Regions from separate parts of the Homo sapiens genome. Here all the other regions are linked to region 4. Evidence: chromatin loops called from intact Hi-C (ENCODE). Cell type or tissue: heart right ventricle. All regions are shown on one strand. Region 1 overlaps ADAM19 (ADAM metallopeptidase domain 19). Region 2 overlaps NIPAL4-DT (NIPAL4 divergent transcript). Region 3 has its middle 2.5 kb from the start of C5orf52. Region 4 has its middle 13 kb from the start of THG1L. Region 5 overlaps CYFIP2 (cytoplasmic FMR1 interacting protein 2). Region 6 overlaps ADAM19 (ADAM metallopeptidase domain 19).

Region 1 (4,000 bases), 220 kb after region 4:
TCTGCAGAAGGGATAATTATATCACACAGGACTGTCATGAAAACTAAGTGAAGTCATATTTGTACTGGACACTTAAGTGGGAGCTGCATAAAAGTAGCTGCTATTACTAAAGCATGTAGGAAACTGTAAATTGTTGTATAGGTATTATTTCTTGCCTCTTTCTTAAGACTTCTATGAAGAGAAAGTGAGTTAGCATTTGTGAAAACAGCTTGAAATTCTGTCAGTATTCACATGAGAAGGCTGAAGGTGGTTTGGGCTAATGAGGTCATGTAAAAAGTGCTGTGAAATCATGGTAATGGAAAATTCTGTTCTATGAGAGTGATCCTTATGAGCCCTTGGGCAACAGGGTTGAGGGTGGGGAGGAGATTGACTGTGTTTTCCTCTCATTCCTTGGCTCAGCTGTTGGCTCCTGGGACCCTGTGCCGCGAGCAGGCCAGGCAGTGTGACCTCCCGGAGTTCTGTACGGGCAAGTCTCCCCACTGCCCTACCAACTTCTACCAGATGGATGGTACCCCCTGTGAGGGCGGCCAGGCCTACTGCTACAACGGCATGTGCCTCACCTACCAGGAGCAGTGCCAGCAGCTGTGGGGACCCGGTAAGGCTCTCCTGGGGAGCACGGCTCTCCCCAGCCCACCACTTCCCAGCCAGCCTCCCCTGGCCCTCAGGGTAGTTTGGAATCTTGGCTTCAAATGGCACCTCTAGATACTACCTCTTTCATCCCCTTGACTCAGGGTAGATGTTCAGGGAGAACCAGAGGACAGTGTTCCTTCCCAGTCCCTTGATGCTTTTATTTCTCAGAGTGGACAATTGAATAAGAGTAATCCAAAAGAAAAATGAGCAGAGGATGGAGACAGAGAAGCAAATGCAAATGGCCCTTAAGCTATGAAAAGACGTTTAATCTCAGTCATATTAAGGGAAAGCAAAGTATAATTATGATGAGGTGAGATTTTTCATATATCAGATTGCAAAGACTGAAAGTTAAGATAATAATAATATAACAACAATAATAATGATATAGTGTTGTGGAGGGTGTGAAGAAACAGGTAGATATAACCACTATGGAAAGCAATTTGGAGATATACTTAGAAATGCAGCTAACACTTGCACATGTATGTGAGGATATATTTACTATGATGTTTACTGCACCATTGTTAGCCATAGCAACAACAACCTATGTGTCCTTCAGTAGGGACCAATTAAATTAATTCTGGTACATTCATATAATGCAATGCTTTATGGCTAAATAAGGAGGCAGCCCTATATTTACTGAATAAAATCATCTTCCACAAAAAATTAAGTGAAAAATGCAAGGTGTAGAACAGCAAATAAAATATGCTTTCAAGCCAGATTTGGTGGCTTGCACCTGTAATCCTAGCTACTCAGGTGGCTGATATGGTGGCTTGCACCTGTAATCCTAGCTACTCAGGAGGCTGAGGTGGGGGGATGGCTTGAGCCCAGGAGTTTGAGGCTGCAGTGAGCCACTCCACTCTAGGACTCCAGCCCAAGCGACAGAGGGATGTACCATCTCAAAAAAAAAAAAAAAAAAAAAAAAAAAGACTGGGCACAGTGGCTCACGCCTGTAATCCCAGTACTTTGGGAGGCCAAGGCAGGTGGATCACCTGAGGTCAGGAGTTCAAGACCAGCCTGGCCAACATGGTGAAACCCTGTAACTGCTAAAAATACAAAAATTAGCCAGGCGTGGTGGTGGACGCCTGTAATTCCAGCTACTCGAGAGGCTAAGACAGGAGAATCTCTTGAAACTGGGAGGCAGAGGTTGCAGTGAGCTGAGATTGTGCCACTGCATTCCAGCCTGGGTGACAGAGCAAGACTCTGTCTCAAAAAAAATAAAAAAAGAATATGCTTCCATTCTTTATTAGATAGATTATCTCTAGAAGATACACACAGAATTATACCTAGGAGATACAGAAATTAGAGATTTAAGTATCTTTAGAAAATATACTGTTAATAAGTGCTATTCCTCCAGGATGTAGAGAAGTAGGAACTGGATGACTACAAGAAAAATTTTCCAAGACATACTTATATCTTTAAAATATTATGCATGTATGACCTATTTTTTAAAATCTTGAATCGGAACATGGCTTCTTCATTAGAGAGCAGGCTTAGCATGCAACCCTCCCCACACACAAATATAAATCCTCAATAAGGTAGGAAGAATTTACATAAAACAGGCCAGGTGTGGTGGCTCACGCCTGTAATCCCAGCACTTTGGGAGGCCGAGGCGGGGGGATCATGAGGTCAGGACTTCAAGACCAGCCTGGCCAAGATGGTGAAACCCCATTTCTACAAAAAAAATAAATAAATAAATACAAAAATTAGCCAGTCATGGTGGTGGGTGCTTGTCATCCCAGCTACTCGGGAGGCTGAGGTAGAGAATTGCTTGAACCCAAGAGGCGGAGGATGCAATGAGCCGTGATTGTGCCACTGTATTACAGCTTGGGTGACAGAGCGAGAATCCATCTGAAAGAAAAAAAAAAGGATTTATATAAAACATTATTCTCTGAGTAGATCTTGTTGAGAATATGGGGATGGAGTAACCTGGAGGGAACAGGAAGAAGAGGCTGAGTATTCCCTCCCAGAAAATATTCTTACCTTCATGACTTTACCAAAGATACCTTTGCCCTTGGGGGCTTCTGACAGATGAGTATACTGATAGATGTTGCTTGCCCACCCAGGAGCCCGACCTGCCCCTGACCTCTGCTTCGAGAAGGTGAATGTGGCAGGAGACACCTTTGGAAACTGTGGAAAGGACATGAATGGTGAACACAGGAAGTGCAACATGAGGTGATGACCAAAGGGCAGGCCTCATGAAATGAGGATGAACAAGCAGTTTCTGCTCTGTCCTCACTGTTGCCCAACTCAGCAGTGTGACTGGCCCCAGAGCTGCACCTTTACGTCAATCAGTTGAAGTCAGTCATCTATTCTCGGCCCCCTGTTTGACAATGCACTTTTCAGCTCTGAGGAAGTCAGAGGAGGGTGTGGGTGGCAGTGCTTCCTAGAAAGCTGATCGGGCTTCCTTTGGGGACCATCTTACAGTAGGGCAGGGAATCAGCCCTTTTGGGTCATTTCTGCCAAATTCTAATCATGCCCTAATTTGAATAGCTCCTCATTCATTAATTCACTCATTCATTCATTTATTCATCATTCATTCCAACCAACCATCCACTCATCTGTCTACCCATCCATCCATCCATCCATCCATCCATCTATCCATCCATCTACCACCCACTCACCCACTGATCCATCCATCTATCCATCCTCCACCACCCACTCACCCACTCATCCATCCATCCATCCATCCATCTGTCCGTCCATCTATCCATCTACTATCTATTGAAGATTTACTGTCTATCTACTATCTATTGAAGATTTACCATGTGCAAGATATTGTGCTGAGTGCATGGAACTTCTAATTAACAATATAGTATGACAATGGCAATGTGGAGAGAGCCATCCAACCCATCTTAGTGTGTCAGAGTGGTTTCCCAAAGGAAGTTATACCTACACTGAGATCTGGAGCAGTTACCTCGGTGAACAGGGTGGAAGGTGGTGCTGGTGCATAGGAGAGTAATCCAGGAAGAGAGATGAATAGAGAAAAACTGGTGGTTGAAAGAACTGAGAACAGTTTGATACAGTTAAAGTATAATGTTGGGGTGCAAAGGAGAAGGTCTGCTGAGAAATTAGCCTGGATAGTTTAGCATGGACCAGATCATGAAAAGCCTCAAATGCATGGCTAGGGGAGTTTAGATTTTAGCTTGAGAGCAGTGTGAAAATTAGACTCCTATGAGGCAGACTGGAGGCAGGGAAATCAATCTTCTGCAGACCAGGTAAGGGGGGTGGGGCAGTGTGAATTAAGGTAGATAGATAATAAGATAGATAATTAAGGAGGGAAGATTGATAGGGTTTGAAAATGGCTTGAGCCCAGGAGTGAGGGAGAATGGGGAGTTGGAGATGACCCCAGATTTCTAGCTGGAACTCCTGG
Region 2 (4,000 bases), 290 kb after region 4:
TTGTTGGTAGAGTGTCCTATATGTCTATTAGGTCTAGCTGATTTATTGTGTTGTTCAAGTCCTCTATTTCCTTCTGTCTGGTCGTTCTGTCCATTATTGAGAATGAGATATTGAAGTTTCTATCATTGTGGAAATATGTATTTCTCCATACAGTTCAGCCACCTTTTGCTTCATATGTTTTGATTAGCTGTTATTAGGTATGTAAATGTTTATTATGTTATGTCTTCTTACTGTATTGAATCTTTTATTAATATATAACACCTTTCTTTCTTTGTCTCTTATGATTCTTCCAATTTAAAGTTTGTTTTATCTGATGGTATTACCATCCCTGCCCTTCTTGGTTGCTATGTGCATGAAATATCTTTTCACTTTCAACCTATTTATGTCTTTGGATTCTAAAGTGAGTTTCTTATAGACAGCATATGGTTAGATCATTTTTAAAAATCTATTCTGCCAAACTGTCTTTTGAGTGAAATGTTTAATCCATTTAAATTTAAAGTAATTACTGATGAGGGATTTTTGTCATTTGCTGTTTGTTTTTTATATGCCTTATAACTTCTTTTGTCTTTTTCTGCATTGACTCTTATATTTAATTTTTTAAATAGTGAGATATTTCAATTTCCTTACCTCCTTTTGTGTAAATTCCATAACTATTTTCTCTGCAGTTACTGTGAATATTACACTGAACATTCTAAAGTTTAACACTATAATTTGAATTTATGTCAGCTTTAATAACTTCAATAACATACAAGTTCTGTTCATTTACAGCTGCATCCCCACTGCTTTCAGCTATTGAAGTTAAAAAAAAATGCATCTTTGTACATTGTGTCCAAAAATGTAAACTAATAATTGTTTTAAAAATGCATTAGTCTCTTAAATTATGTAGAAAACAAAATGTAGCATTACAAACTTACATTGCAATAACACAGTTGACTATTGAAAATGTGGGGGTTAGAGGTGCTGACATCTGTGGAGTCAAAAATCTCCATATAAGTTTGACTTCCCAAAAAACTTAGCTATTAGTACCTTACTGTTGATCAGAAACATTACTGGTACCATAAACTGTTAACACATACTTTGTATATGTATTATATACTATATTCTTAAAGTAAGCTAAAAAATACAGAAGAGAAAATACATTTACTGTTTGTTAAGTGGAAATGGATCATCATAATGGTCTTCATTCTTGTCAACTTTATTTTGAGTAGGTTGAGGAGAAAGAAGAAGAGGACAGATTAGTCTTGCTGTCTCAGGGATGGCAGAGGCAGAAAGGTGGAGGAGGTGGAAGGGGAGGTAGGAGACACATGCACACTTGGTGTAACTTTACAAAAATACATTGTAGTTTCTGACTTTTTTTTTTTTGCTTTTGCATTTCTCTAAAAATGTTTCTATATGGTACCAATCCTCCTTCCACCATTTGCTTTAGTTTCAGTGACTGTATCATAGAAGGGTCCCGTGTCATAAAAGAAGTCAAAAAGCAGTCTTGAATAATCAAAACCCTTCTTCCAGATGGTCTAATGTCAATTTCTTTTCTGACGCAGCTACTGTTGTGTCTTCTTCCTCATTGCCTGGCCCTGGTTCTGAAGCACTCATCTCCCAGTCATCTTCTGTTAATTGCTCTGGGGTGACATCTACTGGTGCTTAAATTTTGTGTAATATTCACAATCTCTTTCATGATTTCCTTGATTGGCTCTGTTGTAAATCCTGTGAAGTCATGCACAACATTTGGACATGGTTTTCTCCAGTAGGAATTTATTATTTGGGGCTTGATGGCTTTAACAGATTTTTCTGTAACACCAGTGGCATCATGAATGGTGTAATCCTTCGACTTTCTTGATGTTCTCTCTAGCAGGGTTCTCTCTGGTAGTTCAACAATCTTTTCCATAGAGTACCATGTGTAATGAGCATTAAAGGTCCTTATGACCCTCTGATCTAGAGAGACTGGATTAGAGATGTTGTGTCTGGGGAGAAGTAGACCAACTTTTCAGTGTTGAACTTAGGGGTTTTGGGTGCCGGGGGCATTGTCCAATATCAAAAGAGTTTGAAAGGGGCTGGGCATGGTGGCTCATGCCTGTAATCCCAGCACTTAGGGAGGCTGAGGTGGGAGGATAGCTTGAGCCGAGGAGCTTGATACCTGCCTGGGCAACATAGCAAGACCCTGTACTCCACAAAAAGGGGAAAAAAGATTTTTAAAAAGTAGTTTAAAAGGCAGTCCTTTACTGGCAAGGTACTTCCTAAATTCAGGGACAAAGCATTGATGGAACCAGTCTAGAAAAAGTATTTGTATTGTCTAGGCCTTCTTGTTATACAACTAAAAGAATGGCAGCTGGTGTTTTCTTTTTTTTGTTTTGTTTTTTGTTTTGTTGTTGTTGTTGTTGCTCCTGTTAAGCCTCAGGGATTAGCAGCTTTATAGAAAAGGGAATTCCTGATCATAAACCTGACTGTGTTTGCACAAAACAGTAGAGTTGGCTTATCATTTCCTGCCTTAAATCCTGCTTCTCTTCATTACTAATAAATGTCCTCTGTGGCTTTTTTTTTTTTTTTTTCCGGAATAGAGCACTTTTGTATGCTTTAAAAACCTGTTCAGACACTATCACTTCTTCCCAGGTTGGTTTTGTTCCTGCTTTTTTCTTTTCTTTTCGACGGAGGCTCGCTCTTTTGCCCAGGCTGGAGTGAAGTAGTGTGATCTCGGCCCACTGCAACCTCTGCCCCCTGGGTTCAAGCGATTCTCCTGCCTCAGACTTCCGAGTAGCTGGCATTCCTGGTGCCCACCACCAAGCCCAGCTAATTTTTGTATTTTTAGTAGAGACAGCATTTCACCATGTTGGCCAGGCTGGTCTCAAGCTCCTGACCTCAGGTGATCCACCTGCCTTGACCTCCCAAAGTGCTGGGATTACAGGCTTAAATCACCACACCCATCCTCCCCAGGGATTTTCTTAATGGCACCTGGGAACCTGTCTGCTGCCTCTTGGTTGGCAGAAGCTGCTGCTTCTGTTACCTTGACAATTAAGCCAAACCTCTTCCTAAAATTATCAAACCATCCTTTGCTGGTGTTAAACACTCTAGCATTAGATCCTTTGCCTTCCTTTTGCTTTAAGTTGTCATGTAATGACTTCATTTTTTTCTCAAATCATATTAGAGTCTATATGTATGCCTTTCTTTTTTTTATTATACTTTAAGTTCTACTGTACATGTGTACAATGTGCAGGTTTGTTACATATGTATACATGTGCCATGTTGGTGTGCTGCACCCATTCACTCATCATTTACATTAGGTATTTCTCCTAATGCTATCCCTCCCCCTACCCCCACCAACACGACAGGCCCTGGTGCGTGATGTTCCCCACCCTGTGTCCAAGTGTTCTCATTGTATAATTCTCACCTATGAGTGAGAACATGCGGTATTTGGTTTTCTGCCCTTGCGATAGTTTGCTCAGAATGATGGTTTCCAGCTTCATCCATGTCCCTACAAAGGACATGATCTCATCCTTTTTCATGGCTGCATAGTATTCCATGGTGTATATGGGCCACATTTTCTTAATCCAGTCTATCATTGATGGACATTTGGGTTGGTTCCAAGTCATTGCTGTTGTGAATAGTGCCACAATAAACATACGTGTGCATGTGTCTTCATAGTGGCATGATTTATAATCCTTTGGGTATATACCCAGTAATAGGATGGCTGGGTCAGATAGTATTTCTAGTTCTAGATCCTTGAGGAATCGCCACACTGTCTTCCACAGTGGTTGAACTAACAGTGTAAAAGTGTTCGTTCAACCCACCAACAGTGTAAAAGTGTTCCTATTTCTTCACATCCTCTCCAGCACCTGTTATTTCCTGACTTTTTAATGATCACCATTCTAACTGGTGTGAGATGGTATCTCATTGTGGCTTTGATTTGCATTTCTCTGATGGCCAGTGATGATGAGCATTTTTTCATGTGTCTGTTGGCTGCATAAATGTCTTCTTTTGAGAAGTGTCTGTTCATATCCTTTGCCCA
Region 3 (4,000 bases), 50 kb after region 4:
CCCGGGAAACCTACCTGGCCCACCCCTATAAGTGGTGCCTCGCTCTCGTTAACTCTTAGACTTTGTTCCACGTTTATAACCTAATATTTCGGTAACGCCCCGCGGTTTTTGTTTACTTTTCCCACACATAATGGACCAGAAAGACTTGCTTCCGGACTTTGCTTTATGACTCTGAACAAGTCATTTTTCCCACTGGGTCTCACTTCCCTCTTGTGTAAAATGGAAATATTAACTCTAGATGCCGGTCTGGTTAGGTTTGAAGATCGAACCAGATGAGGGAAGCCAAAGACTTCATAGGCTGTAAAGTGGTGAAACTGAACTGCTAACGAGTTGCTATTTTTTTCTCCCCTCCCTCTCCCTCAAGCTAAAAGTTCTTCAGATTTCTTGTGATTTCTTCAGGCGGTCTTGGGACTCCCTAGCCTCCGACCTGGAATAGATCTCTCTTCACACTTCACTTCCACAGAGCCCTTCATTTTAACTTCCCTATCCAAAGCAAGAAAAATAGTTATCATTTTTAGAGGGCTTACTCTGTGCCAAGCCCTGATAAAACTCTTTACCTGGATTATCTCATTAAATTTCACAACATCCTTTTAAGGTAGCCACTGTTATCCTCTTTTTAAGCTCTGTCTGCCTGTAATTGCCTATTTAATGTCTGTTTCCCCCACTAGACTTTGAGCTCTGAAAAAAGGGGCCATGACTGTCTTGTACATTTCAGTATCTCCAACACCTAATACAGTGCCTGATAAATATTTCTTAACTAGCATGAAAATGACTGACCCTCCTCCTATCACTACCCTTACCCTCAAGAGCATTGTCTCTCCTGCAGACTTTTAGTTGCTGTGATGAACAGCACATTCCTTTATTCCCATTACTCACTGGTTTGAGGGGCCATCAGTTCACTTCTCTCTGGATTATCTGATGATGAGGATCCAGAACATCCCTTAGCATTTAGGCTTCCACCTGGGTTCAGGAGGCTTTTTCCTTGCCCTTCATATAGTCTCTAGAACAAGGCAGCCCTAGCTGCCCTTCCTGGGGTGAGCCTGATGCATTTGAGTCTAGGGCGTTGGCAGGTAGAATTTACCTATACAATCTTTGGCTCTTCTCTTTAGTAGCCTCAGAACCACCCCCATCCCCACTCAGCCTGTTCCTGGAATTCTACAGAAAAATGGCCAGGCTGGGTGCCGTGGCTCATGCCTGTAATCCCTGCACTTTGTGAGGCTAAGGCGGGCGGATCACTTGAGGTCAGGAGTTTTCGAGACCAACCTGGTCAGCATAATGAAACCCCGTTTATACTAAAAATAAAAAAATTAGTCAGGCGTGGTAGCGCCCACCGGTAATGCCAGCCACTAGGGAGGCTGAGGCACGAGAATCAGTCGAACCCGGGAGGCGGAGGTTGCAGTGAGCCAAGATTGTGCCACTGCACTTCCAGCCTGGGCGACAGAGAAATACTTTGTCTCAGATAAATAAATAAATAAATAAATAAATAAATAAATAAATAAATAAAATTGATGGGCGCGGTGGCTCACACCTATAATCCCAACTCTTTGGGAGATCGGGGAGAGCAGATCACTAGAGGTCAGGAGTTTAAGACCAGCCTGGCCAAAATGGTGAAACCCCATCTCTACAAAAATTAGCCGAGTGTGGTGGTGCCTGCCTACAATCCCAGCTACTCAGGAGGCAGAGGCAGGAGAATCACTTGAATCCAGGAGGCAGAGGTTGCAGTGAGCCGAGATAGTGCCACTGCACTCTAGCCTGGACTACAGAGTAAGACTCTGTCTCAAAAAATTAAATGACTTTGCTTCCCTCCCCAATCCCAGCACCCAGGCATTGTGCCTTGCAGCAGATCCTAGCTGAGCATTTAAGCACAAGCCTCTGCTGACCCCTTTTGGTCTCTGTGGGATCTGCCCTAGTCTAGCAGCCAGGGCCCCAGGTGCACATTTGGCACCTTTTGGCCTTGTGACCTCACCTGTCAAAATGCTTTCCCACCATTTATCTCATGGGGTCCTCTCTACAATCCTGGGAAGTGAGGAAAGCCGGGATTCCCATTCTCACTTTACAAATGAGCAGCAGGATCCTGGGATCCAGTACCAAATCTACCACTAATTCCTTACCTGACCTTGGCAAGTCACCTTCCTACTCCCAGGCTCAGTCACCCATCGATGAAATAGGAGGGGCGATCTGCACAAGACAGCTATATGGTTTCTTCCACCTCCCCAACCTCTCAGAGTGGAGAGGTAACTTGCCCAAGATCAGAGTGAACCAGAGCTGAAGCACTCCCAGTCTGCAGGTCCCCATCACTGATCAGGAAAAGCCAGAGGTGTCACAGCAAAGAAGAAAACCCATTCTTCCACCTTTATGTTCTGATTGTGTGTTCAAGGGCCACATAGATAGGTGAGTGGATGGATGGATGGATGGATGGACGGATGGATGAGTGGTTGGATGGATGAGTGGATGGATGGATGAGTGGATGGATGGATGGATTGGTGAGTGAATGGATGAATGGATGGATGGATGAGACAGATATGTCAGAACTTTGGGATCACTCTTAGCAGCAACTTCAGCAGCTACCTACCTCCCCCTGCTCCCTGACAAGTTACCCCTCTGATTCCAGCTGGCTAACCCTTTGGCAGGATCCTCTGGACCCACCAAATTCTGAATCCTTCACATTCTGAAATCACTGCCCCTGCCTGACAGCCTGGAGCTAGGACCTGCAGTGTGGGGAATAAGTCTTCATCCCAGGCTTCCTTCTTGACATGTTATCAACCACTGTCCTCAACAGCTACAGCCGTAGGAGAAGAGTCAGTGGCCAGGGACCATAAACGAAGGCTCCAAACATGGGCATCCCTCACAGAGCAGTTCCTTTGGCCAATAATGGCTGAAATAAACTCTGTGCTCATAATGAAGCTGAGAATCACTGGGGCGGCAGCCTGGCATGGGAAGAGCACGCCCTGTGCATCGTATGGCCTGGTTCACATCTGACATTAAGTTCCTCCACCTCTCTGTGCCTTGGTTTTCTTGCCTGTAAGATAGGCGTGATGCCTGACAAGTGTTGTTGTGGGGAATGAATGAGGTAAGATATAAAATGCCTTGCAGGTCATAGGTGCTCAGTAAACAGAAGTTCCCTTCTTTTTGTTCCAGGTCATGGAGAAATGTTGTAGAGGGAAGGAACAAAGTCTACTGTGCATCCAGCAAGGTTTGTATGTGTGTGTGTGTGTGTGTGTGTGTGTATGTATGTATGTATGTATGTATTCTGAGATGGAGTCTCGCTCTGTCGCCCAGGCTGGAGGGCAGTGGCATGATATCAGGTCACTGCAGCCTCTGCGACCTGGGTTCAAGTGGTTCTCCTGCCTCAGCCTCCAGAGTAAAGTAGCTGGGATTACAGGGGCCTGCCACCACATCCGGCTAATTTTTGTATTTTTAGAAGAGACAGGGTTTCACCATGTTGGCCAGGCTGTTCTCAAATTCCTGACCGCAGGTGATTCCGTCCGCCTTGGCCTCCCAAAGTGCTGGGATTACAGGCATGAACCACCATACCCAGCCTCAAGGTTTTTAAACTGGTTTTTCCAAGTACTCCAAAGCAGTACAATGCATTTGGTGGGGGAATGAAGGGAGGGGAAATGAAATGTATTTTCAACAAGAAATGAAGTTGTGTTCAAACATACTTAATCTCTTTAAGAGATAGTACTTTTCATCTGTCCACTGCCACCATCATAGAACTTCAGGCACAATGAATACTCCACAGAGATTTTCCAGTGACAAGCTGAGCTCATCTCTTTATTTCATAGGAGTCTGGGGCAGCAGTCAGGACTCCTACGTCCCATCCCTCCACTTCTTGGGTGAGCCTCTCCCTCATCCACATCTCCCTAACCCAGCCTGACTCTCCCTAATGGCCTATCCATCCCAGAGTGGGTGACAAGTTCTTCAGATACCTAGTGGAAGAGACACCTGGGTTGGAGTCCAGCTTTGATGTTAAAGAGTTGACCTTGGCCAGGCATGGTGG
Region 4 (4,000 bases):
TTTCCATTGCTGTAGTATTTTGCTTAATTATTATCTTTATAGCAGGGATAATAGTTGACAAAAAGGAAGCATGAAAGTTTTACCATCACTGAGTCTGCTAGGCCTTTTTTGGGGTTTAGTAATGCAGTTTTAAATGAAACATGCTGCTTTTGGATTAACACCGCTAGTAAAGTAGAGGAAAATCTACAGGTACTTAAAAATCAAATCAGCTGGGCATGGCAGCTCATGCCTGTAATCCCAGCACTTTGGGAGGCTGAGGCAGGCAGATGACCTGAGGTCAGGAGTTCGAGACCAGCCTGGCCAACATGGTGAATTCCTGTTTCTACTAAAAGTACAAAAAATTAGCCGGGCATGGTGGCACGCACCTGTAATCCCAGCTACTCAGGAGGCTGAGGCAGGAGAATTGTTTGAACTCGGGAGGCGTAGATTGCAGTGAGCCGAGATCACACCATTGCACTCCAGCCTGGGCAACAACAGCAAAACTCCATCTCAGAAAAAAAAAAAATCAAATCATAATTATTGACAGGCTCAGGAAAAATGACAGCTTCAGCTCTGAGTGGCTACAATCCCTTTTTAATAAATTCCAGTCTTCTTTATGGAATTGGTTAACCCCTTTTTTAAGCACTCTCTTGCTTATATGTCTTGTATTGATATTTGGAGCCTATATACTCAATACTATAACTCAAATTGTTTCTTCTCACCTAGAAGCAATCAAACTCCAAACGGTGCTGTAAACTGAAACACACATGGAGATGCCATTCTTCTGAGGACCCTTAGATCCACCCCAGGAGGAGCCCTAGCTGCTGTTCCCCCATGTGACTCCCCTTTTCAGCAGAAAGTAGCCAGAAAGAACCATAACCCAAAACCCTCTAACAGCAGTTAGTGTGGCATCTCCATAGCGGGGAATGTTGTAGGAAGAGAGGTCCTTGGGAAGTTTTCTTTTTTTCTTTTTTTTTTGAGACAGAGTCTCACTCTGTTGCCCAGGCTGGAGTGCAGTGGCGCAATCTCGGCTCACTGCAAGCTCCGCCTCTCAGGTTCACCCCATTCTCCTGGCCCAGCCTCCTGAGTAGCTGGGACTACGGGTGCCCACCACCACACCCGGCTAATTTTTTTTTTTTTTTTTTGTATTTTTAGTAAAGACGGGGTTTCACTGTGTTAGCCAGGATGGTCTCTATCTCCTGACCTCGTGATCCTCCCGCCTCGGCTTCCCAAAGTGCTGGGATTACAGGCGTGAGCCACCGTGCCTGGCCAAGGGAAGCTTTTGTTTTTTAAAGCATCTCTGGAAAAGTTTCTCTTAAATCCCTGGCTCTTAGCAGCAGCCCACCAACCTTTGATATGCAAATACTGACCATTAGAAAGTGGGCCCACCCAAACATGGAGATTCCTGTGGCCTTCCTGCCCTTTCCCCACATGTTCCTGGCAACATGGCCACCTCCAAATATCCCCAGGAGTGTAGAACATCATGGCGCCCTACATTTGCATATTAAAAGGCTAGGGTGGGAGGGTCAGCTTTTTTACAGGCTACGTGAATGTCATGCCTAGTCAAACCAATCCCTTGAGCCCTGTGCAAATCAAACACCACCTCCAGCCTCTGCATATATACCTGGCTGGTGTCCCTGCCAGGTGGGGACCTCCTCTTTCAGCTTTGGAGCCCCCATCCCTGTGTCTCTGTATGGGGGAGCTTCTTTCTTCTGTCTTCTCCCTTCCTTCTTACCTATTAAACTCTCCGCTCCTTAAAAGCAAAAAAAAAAAAAAGAAAGAAAGAAAAAACAGGGTTTCCCCATGTTAACCAGGCCGGTCTCCAACTTGTGGGCTCAAGCTATCCGCATGCCAAAGCGCTGGGATTACAGGTGTGAGCCACTATGCCCGGCCCTGAATTCATGATTTTTAAAAATGTATTTTCCAGGCCCAGTGCGGCGGCTCATGCCTGTAACCTCAGCACTTTGGGAGGCCAAGGCGGGCAGATTGCTTGAGGCCAGGAAATTGAGACCATCCTGGCCAATGTGGTGAAACTCTGAGCTAAAAATACAAAAATTAGCCTGGCATAGTGGGGCATGCTTGTAAATCCCAGCTGCTCGGGAGACTGAGGCATGAGAATCGGTTGAACCAGGGAGGAGGAGCTTGCAGTGAGTTGAGATCTCACCACTGCACTCCAGCCTGGGCGACAGATCCAGATAATGTCTCAAAAAAATAAAGTGTATTTCCCAGCTCTGTCCATTGGGTGGAGATAAAATGACACTCCAGAAGCAGTAAGCATCCAGATCTTAACTTCAAATTACCATTCCCCATGAAAATGAAAATAAACTCCTTGAAGAAATGGCTGGCTCCACATTGTGGCAGAGGAAATTCTAGGCGAGCCTGGGACACTGTGTTGTCCCAGAAAGGAAGGAAATGCTCAGACTAATGAGTGTATCTCAAAAAAGATGAGCCAGCTTAAAGGGGTTCCCACTGGCCAAATATGCGATAATTTGGGCATTGATAAAAATAATAACTATAATTGATTGCAATTGTATTGCAATTGTATTGATAGTGCCTGTAATCTTAGCTACTTGGGAGGCTGAGGCAGGATAATCGTTTGAACCCAGGAGGCAGAGGTTGCAGTGAGCCAAGATAGCACCATTGCACTCCAGCCTGGGTGACAAGAGCAAAACTCCATCTTAAAAAAACAAAACAAAACAAAAACACACACGCCAAAAGAACATAATCAGACATATTCAGGATGCAGGGTATTATGTAAGATCACTGACTTGGCTTCTTCAAAAGTAAATTTTATCAAGAAGAACAATATCTTTGAACATGTGTCCTAGGAGAAAAAAGGAAAATGAAAAAGGAGGAGAAACAGGGAAGAAAGAAAAGGTAAGTGGAGGGCTGGGCATGGTGGCTCACGCCTGTAATCCTAGCACTTCGGGAGGCCAAGGCGGGTGGATCACTTGAGGCCAGGAGTTGGAAACAAGCCTGGCCTTGATGGGGAAACCCTGTCTCCACTGAAAATATAAAAATTAGCCAGCTTGGTGGCTCATATCTGTAATCCCAGCTATTCAGGAGGCTGAGGGAGGAGAATTGCTTGAACCTGGGAGGCAGAGTTTGCAGCAAGCCAAGATTGTGCCACTGCACTCCAGCCTGGCCAACAGAGCAACACTGTCTCAAAAAAAAAAAAAAAAAAAAAAAAATAGAAAAGGTAAGTGGGGACTGTTCCAGAATAAGAGATTTAAGAGACATAACAACCAAATACAATGCAAAACTCTTGACTGGATACTGGCCTAAAAACCATTAAAAACAGCTCTAAATTCACTGGGGAAATCTGCAATTACAAACAACCCTAGGTTTTAGTGGTTTGTAAAACAAAAGTTTATTTCCTGTTCAAGTCACTTGTACTGCCAGTTGACTATGGTTATATTCCTGATAGCTGTTTTGATCCCTGTGTCTTACCCCAAAACCCAGGAAATGATTAGAAAAGCTTCTACACCGCACAATGTGCATCTTGCTGCTCACAATATGTTTGCTGAAGCAATATGGCCAAGCGCTAAGATTATAGGGGAAGAGTGTGTCATCTTCCCATAGAGAAGAGGAAAGTGAATACTTTTGAGTAATAATATAATCTATTGCCACTCTTTATTAGTGGATACTAGGGAATTTTAAATTTTACAGGTATGATAATGTAGTGTGTAAAAGACTAATCTTAGGAGACACACTAAGAAGTATTTAGGGATGAGATAGTAACAGTAAAAAAGTAGATTGGTAGTAAAAGCAAAAGTGGCAAACTGTTAACAACTATTGAATCTAGTGGTGGTTTTATGGGTATCCATTATATATTTTTTTAACTTTTCTACATGTTCTGGGTGGAATTGTGACTCTCCTAAAATATGTTGAAGTCCTAACCCATATATCTGTGGATGTAACTTTATGTGGAAGTAGGGTCTTTGCCCTATTGGCTACTGTAAGCAATTAAAATGGGGTCATTAGGATGTGCCTTTAGCCCACTATGACTGGTTTTCTTATA
Region 5 (4,000 bases), 390 kb after region 4:
GCTTTTGAAGGCACTGAAATCTTCCTTTGATTCACTGAAAGAACAACCAGTCAAGTTTACTCTAATTCTTGAAGAGAGAGAATTAGCAGAGAGTCGTTTTAATTGCTGTTTTCTGGGAGAAAGGAGTAGGCCTATTCCAGGCTTGTGCATCAGAACCAGTTACATAATCTGCAGGGTGCAATGTTTAATGAAAATGTGGGGCCCCCTTGTTTAAGAATTTCAAGATAGTGAAGCAGAATGGTAAACCAGCTGCAAAGCCCTTCTGGGCCTTATACTACTGCACACCTGTGAAGCCAACCCTCTTGTGCAATTTTCCCTAGCTTCTTAGGACCCCTCACCTACTTGCTCAGCCTGCAGGATCCTAAGGACATGCAGCTGTGTCTGAGGGTTGGCCATCTCTAGAAATCTCAAGGAGACCCCCTCCATGCTATCGTTCCCAAGGCAATCAGGAACGTAAGATTACTCTTATTCTGTGTAAGTTTTTCTTTCCCAGCTCCATTCAGATGGGAAAGAGACTCACTGCCCCTCTTTAACTGGCCCAGCACTAGACTAACTACAGTCCCCATCTAGGCTTCTAGTCTGAGAAATCACAGAGCAGAAATCCCACACGCTCCCAGACTCTTACCACAATGGAGGTCAGGTCCTCACTCTCAAAGCGGCTGATAGCTTGGTCCAAGGATTTATACATGGCGGCAGAGATGCGCTGGGTAATGAGTCTGTTCAAGTCAATTGATCTACCCAACAGCTGGATGAAGAGAGAGAGAGAAAAGTTACTTAAAATTCACACTGGCCAGGTGCAGTGGCTCATGCCTGTAATCCCAGCACTTTGGGGGACCAAGGTGGGAGTGAGACTGCCAGGTGGGAGGGGTTTCCTGGAGAAACTCCAACCAGCCTGTCCATTGAGGTGGAGCCTCGGGAAGTTTATGATGTTTGCAGCAGGGAGGAGCCTGGCCCCTCCTCTTCTTGTGTGGAACCTGGGATTCCAACGGCCTGGCGGGAAGCTCTCTAGCTGAGGGACTCTGGCCTTGTGAGAGTCCCTGTTTCCCTCCTTTTTTTCCCTTTTCACCCAATTAAACCCTGCTTTACCTACCCTTTAAACAGTCTGCAAGCCTAATTTTTCATGGTCATGGGACAGACAAGAACCCCATCTTTAGCTGAACTGAGAAAAAGTCCTGCAACAGGAGGATAGCTTGAACCCAGGAGTTTGACACCAGCATGGGCAACACAGTAAGAATCTGTCTCTACAAAAAATAAAAAAAATTAGCCAGGTGTGGTGGTGTACGCCTGTAGTCCTAGCTACTTGGGAGGCTGGAGGTGGGAAGATAGCTTGAGCCCAAGAGTTTGTGGCTGCAGTGAGCTATGACTGTGCCACTGCACTCCAGCCTGAGCGACAGAAAGAGACCCTGTCTCTTAAAAAATAAATAAAGATTCGCGCTGACACCTGACAACTACGTGCATGCACCGATAAGAAACTGGATTAAAATTACAAAGGACATAACTGGGACGAATGGGAACTGTATTTAGAAAGTAGTATTGTCAAATTTCCTGAGTATCATCATTCTATTCTGTTTTTATAAGACAACGTCCTTGTTCTTAGGAGATATAGGCTGAAGCATTCAGGGGTGAAATGTCATGATTTGGCAACTTAAACTCTCAAATAGTTAAGAACAAAAGTATGTATATTCATCCCCCACACACAAACATACGCACTGTATAAGTGCTAGAGAGAAAATACATACATGAGAGAAAGAATGTGAACTAAATATGGTAAAACATTAATAATTGCAAATCTGGCTAGGGGATAAATAAGTGTTTATCGTATTATTCTTTCAACTTCCCTGTAGGCTTGAAACACAGGAAGTTTAGGAAAAATACGATTCACTCAGGCTGTGGGAAGAGGTTCAGGGTAGGCTCTGGCTTCCCATAAGTGTTTCTGCTGACATCCCAAATTTAGCCCTGGGGTTCTTTCTGCCATCTTTCTTGCACTCAATTCAGTCACCAGGGCACAGCAGCTGCCTCAGCAAGGGCCCACATTGTGCCTTCATGAGGGAAAATTTAAAAGCAAGAGGATGAAGGTCTGATTACAGAATGGAAAATATAACTTAAGGTACTTTCCACTGGGGTACACGCGGGCATTACTGCAGCTGCTATGTAGATAGCAATGAACATTTGTTGAGTACCTGCTGTGTCCACAGCACTTTGCTAGGTGTCAAATGATTATTCTTAACTATTTTATTTTTCAACTTCTCTTTTGGCATCAATTTTCTACCAACTGACCAGGGCCCCTTATAGCCATCTTATGCACACATAAAGCCCTCAGTATTTAATATCCTGTGGCTAATTCTGGCTGCATTGTAACCGATAGCAGTAATCTTCTGAAAGGGTGAAAGAAAAGCTCTCATTGAGCCCCTGTTGTTGACAGAAGTACAAATTCTATTTTTCCCCCCTCTTAATGATTCTCCATCTCCCTTGGATTTCTCATAGTAATGGGAATGTCCAGGGTTTCTGAGATGAATTCTTTCCTTTTCACCTCTGGCATGATCTTAGCCTCAGCCTGGCCCTTTCACAAAGACCAGGACCACATAATAAGCACACAGACGTCACAGCATAAAGGCCATTTTGCCACCCGCTTGGCCAACAGCAGGGCTGTAGGAGGAGGGCTCGACATCTGCTGGGGCATCTCTTATGCTGTCTGTCTGCCTCACATTAATATTATTAAATGGGGATGTTTCTCAGTTCCCAGCAACATCTCCTCTACATATAGGGTCAAATGTTAATAGAAACCAACTCTGCACACAAAAAACCCAATTTCTACCGTGGATTTGCCCTGACATGCTTTCATTTCAAAGGCGCCACAGTCTTCCTCACTTAGACCGGCACTTGGGCCCTGTTCAGGGACAGATTTACCCATCTCTAAGTGGCAGTCCCAGCTGAAAAAAGTGGGCTGCAGGTTATGATGAGAAGACAAAGGCTTTGGTTGCCATAACTTGTCAGAGGTTGGCTATAGATGGGTGGAGAAGCCCAGAACTTGAGCCAAAGGAAGCCCAATGCCTCTTTATTGTTTATGAGATCCTGAGGCTGTGCTACACCCAGGCTCGGAAATCCACACTGGCAACATGCCGGGCAGACAATACCCAGGCCTGATTTCTGATCTCTATGCTAACTTCGCAGCTGCTCTCTCCTGCCCCTTCCATCTCCAAGGTGGCTTCTGCTCCCCATACCTGGACGTGTCTCTGCTTCAGCAGTGTTTCATAGCGATTGGACGGTGGATACGGAATGATGACGCCATAATTCTTACACTCAGCTCGAAAACGTTTATCCAACAGGACACTGCAAGGAATAAAAGTGAAACAAGGCCAGTAAACAGATTGTGAATGACTCTCAACTGCCCAGATACATCTATTTCAGATCATAGGATCTACCCACAGAGCACTATCTTATATAACTTAAGTAAAATTGTTTTCTGCTCTAGACAAGTTACGTCAAATTTCTTTTCAGTCACAGAAGCTCAATATGTGAAACAGAGTTTCTAAGTTAAAGATGGGCAACACAGAAGTTGAGCCACTTTCCTCTTTTATTCATTTACTGCAAAAGCAATTGAGTGCCTGCTTGGTGTATCCCAGGAAACATTCTGGGTACTGGGAATACAAAGTTCCTGTCCTCATGGAGTTTATATTCGAGTGAGGAAAGACTGATAATATAAACACAAACAGAGGAATGGAATAATTTCAGATAATAGGTAACAGTTGCATAGTGTTTATTATTTCCCAGGCACTTTAAACACAAACACACACACACACACACACACACACACACACACACACACACACATTTTAAATCTCACCACAACCCTATGAGCTGAGAGTGTTACTATCTTTCACACTGAGGCATGGATTGCAGAGGAGAAGTGCTTTGAAAATAAGAAAATGGGATCATTTGGAGTTAGGAAGTCCAAAGTCTCTCTAAAGAAGTTTTGCTAAACAGAGACCTGAATGATAAA
Region 6 (4,000 bases), 210 kb after region 4:
TGACTCTTCATTTCTAACCTGTGAAGTGCATATCAAGGAAGACTTGTCTTCATCTATTTGTCTGTCCCTCTATCCATTCTGTATTTATCGACAAAGTAGCATAATGGCCAAAACCACAGGCTCTAGGGTCTGAGCCTGTTGGGTTCAAAGAACAGCTGTGTGATTTTGGGTGAGTTAATGAGTGTTCTCAGCTGTAAAAAACGCATAGTTTTACAGTTGATAATCATAGGATAGGAATGGGAATTAAATGAAATAATGCAGGAAACACACTTCCATGTTTAGTAAATCTCTTTCTGCTGCTTCTTTCCTGCTGGGTTTTTTTCCTCTTGATTTCTTTAGCTTTTGCATCATCAGACAGTACACCAAGTGCTGTGCCTGGAGTGTATCTGTCTTGTGTGGTTTTCTCAGGAAACACTAAGCCAAGTACACCCTATGTTTGAATCAAGGTCGTGTTTTCTATGTTGATTTCCTTATGTCTGGAGAAATATATATGTTCAGAAGAAGAATGGGGAAAAATCTTCCTCTTTTATTTATTCTGAAAGCATTTATTGGTCTGGAAGTTCATCCATAGGTCAGTTGTGGTCTGCAACCTTTGAGAACTCAGGAAACATGGACTTTTAAACATTTGATTTCCTCCTAGTGACAGCAGATTCAGCCTTGCTGTCAGAGGCACATATGGAGAGTCTGTATGCTCAGTGACAGTGGAATTGGTGGAGACCTGCAAGACTTGGCTAAGGATAAGGCAGGGATGGGGGGCAGAGGCAGATCTGTCCCCTTGACCTTGACCTCAACTCTGTCTTCTGAGCAGGACCACTCCGAGAATGCCATTGGCGTGGCTGCCACCATGGCCCACGAGATGGGCCACAACTTTGGCATGACCCATGATTCTGCAGATTGCTGCTCGGCCAGTGCGGCTGATGGTGGGTGCATCATGGCAGCTGCCACTGGGTGAGTCAAACAGCAAGAGGGAGGATGGGGAGGAGGGCGGGCACACCTGGACAGTGTGACCCAGGGGTTCCTCCCAGCTGGCCCCACTGAGACTCCCTTAAACTTCTGATGGGGCCAAAAAATGTAGTTTTTACAACAAAGAAATTGAGAGAAGACCAAGGCAAATGTGCAGCAAGAACTTAACTTTCCAGCAGGAGGTTTGGTGCTGGTGTAACCCTAGATTTATTTAATTTCTGTTTTAAGGTGTTGAGTTATAAAATTGGCTTGGCCATATGTGTCTTTTTTATTTCATGAATTTTTTATGAGGACACATTTTGATCATAGCCACAGCCCTTAATTCTTCTATCCCAAGAGAGTTGGATCAGTGCTGTTTCAATTCCAGGCTTCACTGAAAGCTCCGATGTAACAGAACAAGTTGAAGAAGAGGGCCATCCACACACCCCACAGTGACTTCTCAGGGAGTTTGCAGGCCACATTACCCATGAGGAACAGGGTGAGGCAGCTGCATCTCCCTGTGGTCATGAGGAAATTTTTTTTTTTTTTTTTTTTTGAGACAGAGTCTTGCTCTGTCGCCCAGGCTGGAGTGCAGTGGTGTGATCTCCGCTCACTGCAAGCTCTGCCTCCCAGGTTCACACCATTCTTCTGCCTTAGCCTCCCGAGTAGCTGGGAATACAGGCGCCTGCCACCATGCCCGGCTAATTTTTTGTATTTTTAGTAGAGACAGGGTTTCACCATGTTAGCCAGGATGGTCTCGATCTCCTGACCTCGTGATCCACCCGCCTCGGCCTCCCAAAGTGCTGGGATTACAGGTGTGAGCCACCGCGCTGGACATGAGGGATTTTTAAAACCAGAGTCTCTGAAGAGAATTAGGGAGTTTCTTCAAAGGACTTGTCTTCTAGCATCTGAACTCAGGCAGCACAAAGCATTGGGTTCTTCCAGGCTCTTTGGAAGGCATCACGTTGGGACCTTGTGTTCCTTCACCCCACACCATTAGGGCCTGTTTATGATTCTTAGAGAATGGTGTTTCAATGTCTCCAAGAAACAGTGCAGCTTTCTTAGAGCTCTGGTGTCAATTTTTTAAAATTATTTCTCAGCTGTGACATGGAAAGGATGATGTTGGCTGGGTGCGGTGGCTCACGACTGTAATTCCAGCACTTTGTGAGGCTGAGGTGGGCAGTTCACCTGAGGTCAGGAGTTCGAGACCAGCCTGGCCAACATGGTGAAACCCCGTCTCTGCTAAAAATACAAAAATTAGCTGGGCGTGGTGGTGCACGCCTGTGGTCCCAGCTACTAGGGAGGCTGAGGCGGGAAAATCACTTGAACTCGAGAGGCAAAGGTTGCAGTGAGCCAAGATTGTGCCACTGCACTCCAGCCTTCAGCCTGGGCAACGGAGCAAGACTCCGTCTCAAAACCACAACAACAAAAAAAGAATGAGGCAGGATACAGCTTCACAGTCATGCCTGGATCCCTATAAGCTCATGGTTAAGCTCACCCCTTTCTCTCTCAATCTAAAAAGCGTATCTGAAGACAAATGATTGAGAGTTATATTGATTACTACTCTCTTTCATTTTTAAATTATTCACAAATATGGATAGTTTAACAATTATTAGTAACAAATTCCTTGGAGCATACCTTCCCACTGAAGGAAAAGCTCCAGTTTCTTGGAGGGTTTAACCTTTAATTGGTTTAGAGAATTGGGAGCAGGATAACTCTCCTTTTGTAGACCCAGATGGCTGTACTATTTGTCCTTTTCACCAATGGTGGGACCCAGGACCTTCCATACTCCTGTGATAAAGAGCATGCGTTTATGAGTTGGCTGGTTGAGTTTGGAATGCCCTCTGCATCCTTAGAACAGCAATGAGATCACTGGCCCAAAATGAAATAAAACTTATGATCTTGGCCTTTTTTTGGCCTGGTCCTCTGTCACAAGAGAATATTCACCTGATATCAGCTTCAGGAAAAGTTTAGGTTGGCTGGTGTTTTCTTCAGTGCTAAGTCTCAGGAGACCTCTTGTAACACACTCACAACCCTTTACTTATCGCAGCCCCCTCATGCAATGGGCAGAAATTGCTACTCCTGATTCTCAAATGCTTTCTGCATGCCGACTAAGAAAAATAGAATGTTATGGGGTGGTTAATATCTCATCACTAAGGATGAAAGAATTCTTTTTTTTTTTTTTATACTTTAAGTTCTAGGATACATGTGCACAACGTGCAGGTTTGTTACATATGTATACATGTGCCATGTTGGTGTGCTGCACCCATTAACTCGTCATTTACATTAGGTATATCTCCTAATGCTATCCCTCCCCGCCTCTTGCTACCCTACAACAGGCCCCGGTGTGTTATGTTCCCCTTCCTGTGTCCAAGTGTTCTCATTGTTCAGTTCCCACCTATGAGTGAGAACATCCGGTGTTTGGTTTTCTGTCCTTGCAATAGTTTGCTGAGAATGATGGTTTCCAGCTTCATCCATGTCCCTACTAAGGACACGAACTCAAGGGATGAAAAAATTCTAAATTAATGTATTGGTAAATGTTCTAAGGGGCCAGAATGTATGTGTGTGAGACAATGGGGGTCTGAACCCAGGTGGAGTCAGCCCCACGGGTAGCAGGAGTGACAGCACGAGTGACACCTGCCTGACTGCTAGATGCTCAAACTCCCCACTAATTCCAGCCTTGTCCTCTGCCAGGCACCCCTTTCCCAAAGTGTTCAATGGATGCAACAGGAGGGAGCTGGACAGGTATCTGCAGTCAGGTGGTGGAATGTGTCTCTCCAACATGCCAGACACCAGGATGTTGTATGGAGGCCGGAGGTGTGGGAACGGGTATCTGGAAGATGGGGAAGAGTGTGACTGTGGAGAAGAAGAGGTGAGGGGTCACAATGGTGCTAGTGGGAGGGGAAGAATTTGCATTGGTTTCAAAACTCAAGGTCAAAGAGAACACAATTGAAAATTTCTTAGTCACAGGTGTTTCCTACATATAACTGTCCAATACCCCATGAAAAATCAGATATGAAGAAGCCTTCCAGTTGGAGTGTTTGTGCCGCCTCTGCTA

What was found. Hi-C counts contacts between places; a loop is a spot of excess contacts. Peaks named below come from ENCODE experiments on the same cell type or tissue, not always from the same donor. Only the 100,000 strongest peaks of a DNase experiment are listed, where the experiment ranks them.
Region 1: a loop joins it to region 4, with 2.7 times the contacts of the local background. A loop is called at or near these places in 10 of 110 quality-filtered maps.
Region 2: it touches region 4 in a loop (18-fold over the local background); 87 of 110 quality-filtered maps call a loop at or near these places.
Region 3: a loop joins it to region 4, with 6 times the contacts of the local background. A loop is called at or near these places in 33 of 110 quality-filtered maps.
Region 5: it touches region 4 in a loop (3-fold over the local background); 68 of 110 quality-filtered maps call a loop at or near these places.
Region 6: it touches region 4 in a loop (2.4-fold over the local background); 11 of 110 quality-filtered maps call a loop at or near these places.

Annotation. Positions count from the first base shown.
Region 1 is chr5:157,493,489-157,497,488 of GRCh38, reverse strand. ADAM19 (ADAM metallopeptidase domain 19) reads left to right here. Exons shown (of 23, transcript NM_033274.5): 14 at 400-595; 15 at 2,694-2,802. Among named protein-coding and RNA genes, the nearest start is that of NIPAL4, 35 kb to the right of the region's middle. RefSeq lists an enhancer at 493-994. In heart right ventricle, no CTCF peak of the experiment used is centred here; no DNase peak of the experiment used is centred here.
Region 2 is chr5:157,429,628-157,433,627 of GRCh38, reverse strand. The region is part of intron 1 of NIPAL4-DT (NIPAL4 divergent transcript); the gene reads left to right. Among named protein-coding and RNA genes, the nearest start is that of NIPAL4-DT, 28 kb to the left of the region's middle. In heart right ventricle, CTCF peaks have their summits at 1,426 and 1,630 (motif pointing left); no DNase peak of the experiment used is centred here.
Region 3 is chr5:157,666,991-157,670,990 of GRCh38, reverse strand. It overlaps a transcript of SOX30 not described here and a transcript of C5orf52 not described here. Among named protein-coding and RNA genes, the nearest start is that of C5orf52, 2.5 kb to the left of the region's middle. In heart right ventricle, a CTCF peak has its summit at 1,898 (motif pointing left); a DNase peak (open chromatin) is centred at 1,861; H3K4me3 peaks cover 527 bases.
Region 4 is chr5:157,716,908-157,720,907 of GRCh38, reverse strand. No RefSeq gene overlaps it. Among named protein-coding and RNA genes, the nearest start is that of THG1L, 13 kb to the left of the region's middle. In heart right ventricle, a CTCF peak has its summit at 2,229; a DNase peak (open chromatin) is centred at 2,157; H3K27ac peaks cover 589 bases.
Region 5 is chr5:157,330,072-157,334,071 of GRCh38, reverse strand. CYFIP2 (cytoplasmic FMR1 interacting protein 2) reads right to left here. Exons shown (of 31, transcript NM_001037333.3): 20 at 3,222-3,330; 21 at 626-745. Among named protein-coding and RNA genes, the nearest start is that of FNDC9, 14 kb to the left of the region's middle. In heart right ventricle, no CTCF peak of the experiment used is centred here; no DNase peak of the experiment used is centred here.
Region 6 is chr5:157,502,617-157,506,616 of GRCh38, reverse strand. It overlaps ADAM19 (ADAM metallopeptidase domain 19), which reads left to right. Exons shown (of 23, transcript NM_033274.5): 11 at 809-948; 12 at 3,637-3,814. Among named protein-coding and RNA genes, the nearest start is that of NIPAL4, 44 kb to the right of the region's middle. RefSeq lists enhancers at 3,395-3,454, 3,905-3,964. In heart right ventricle, no CTCF peak of the experiment used is centred here; no DNase peak of the experiment used is centred here.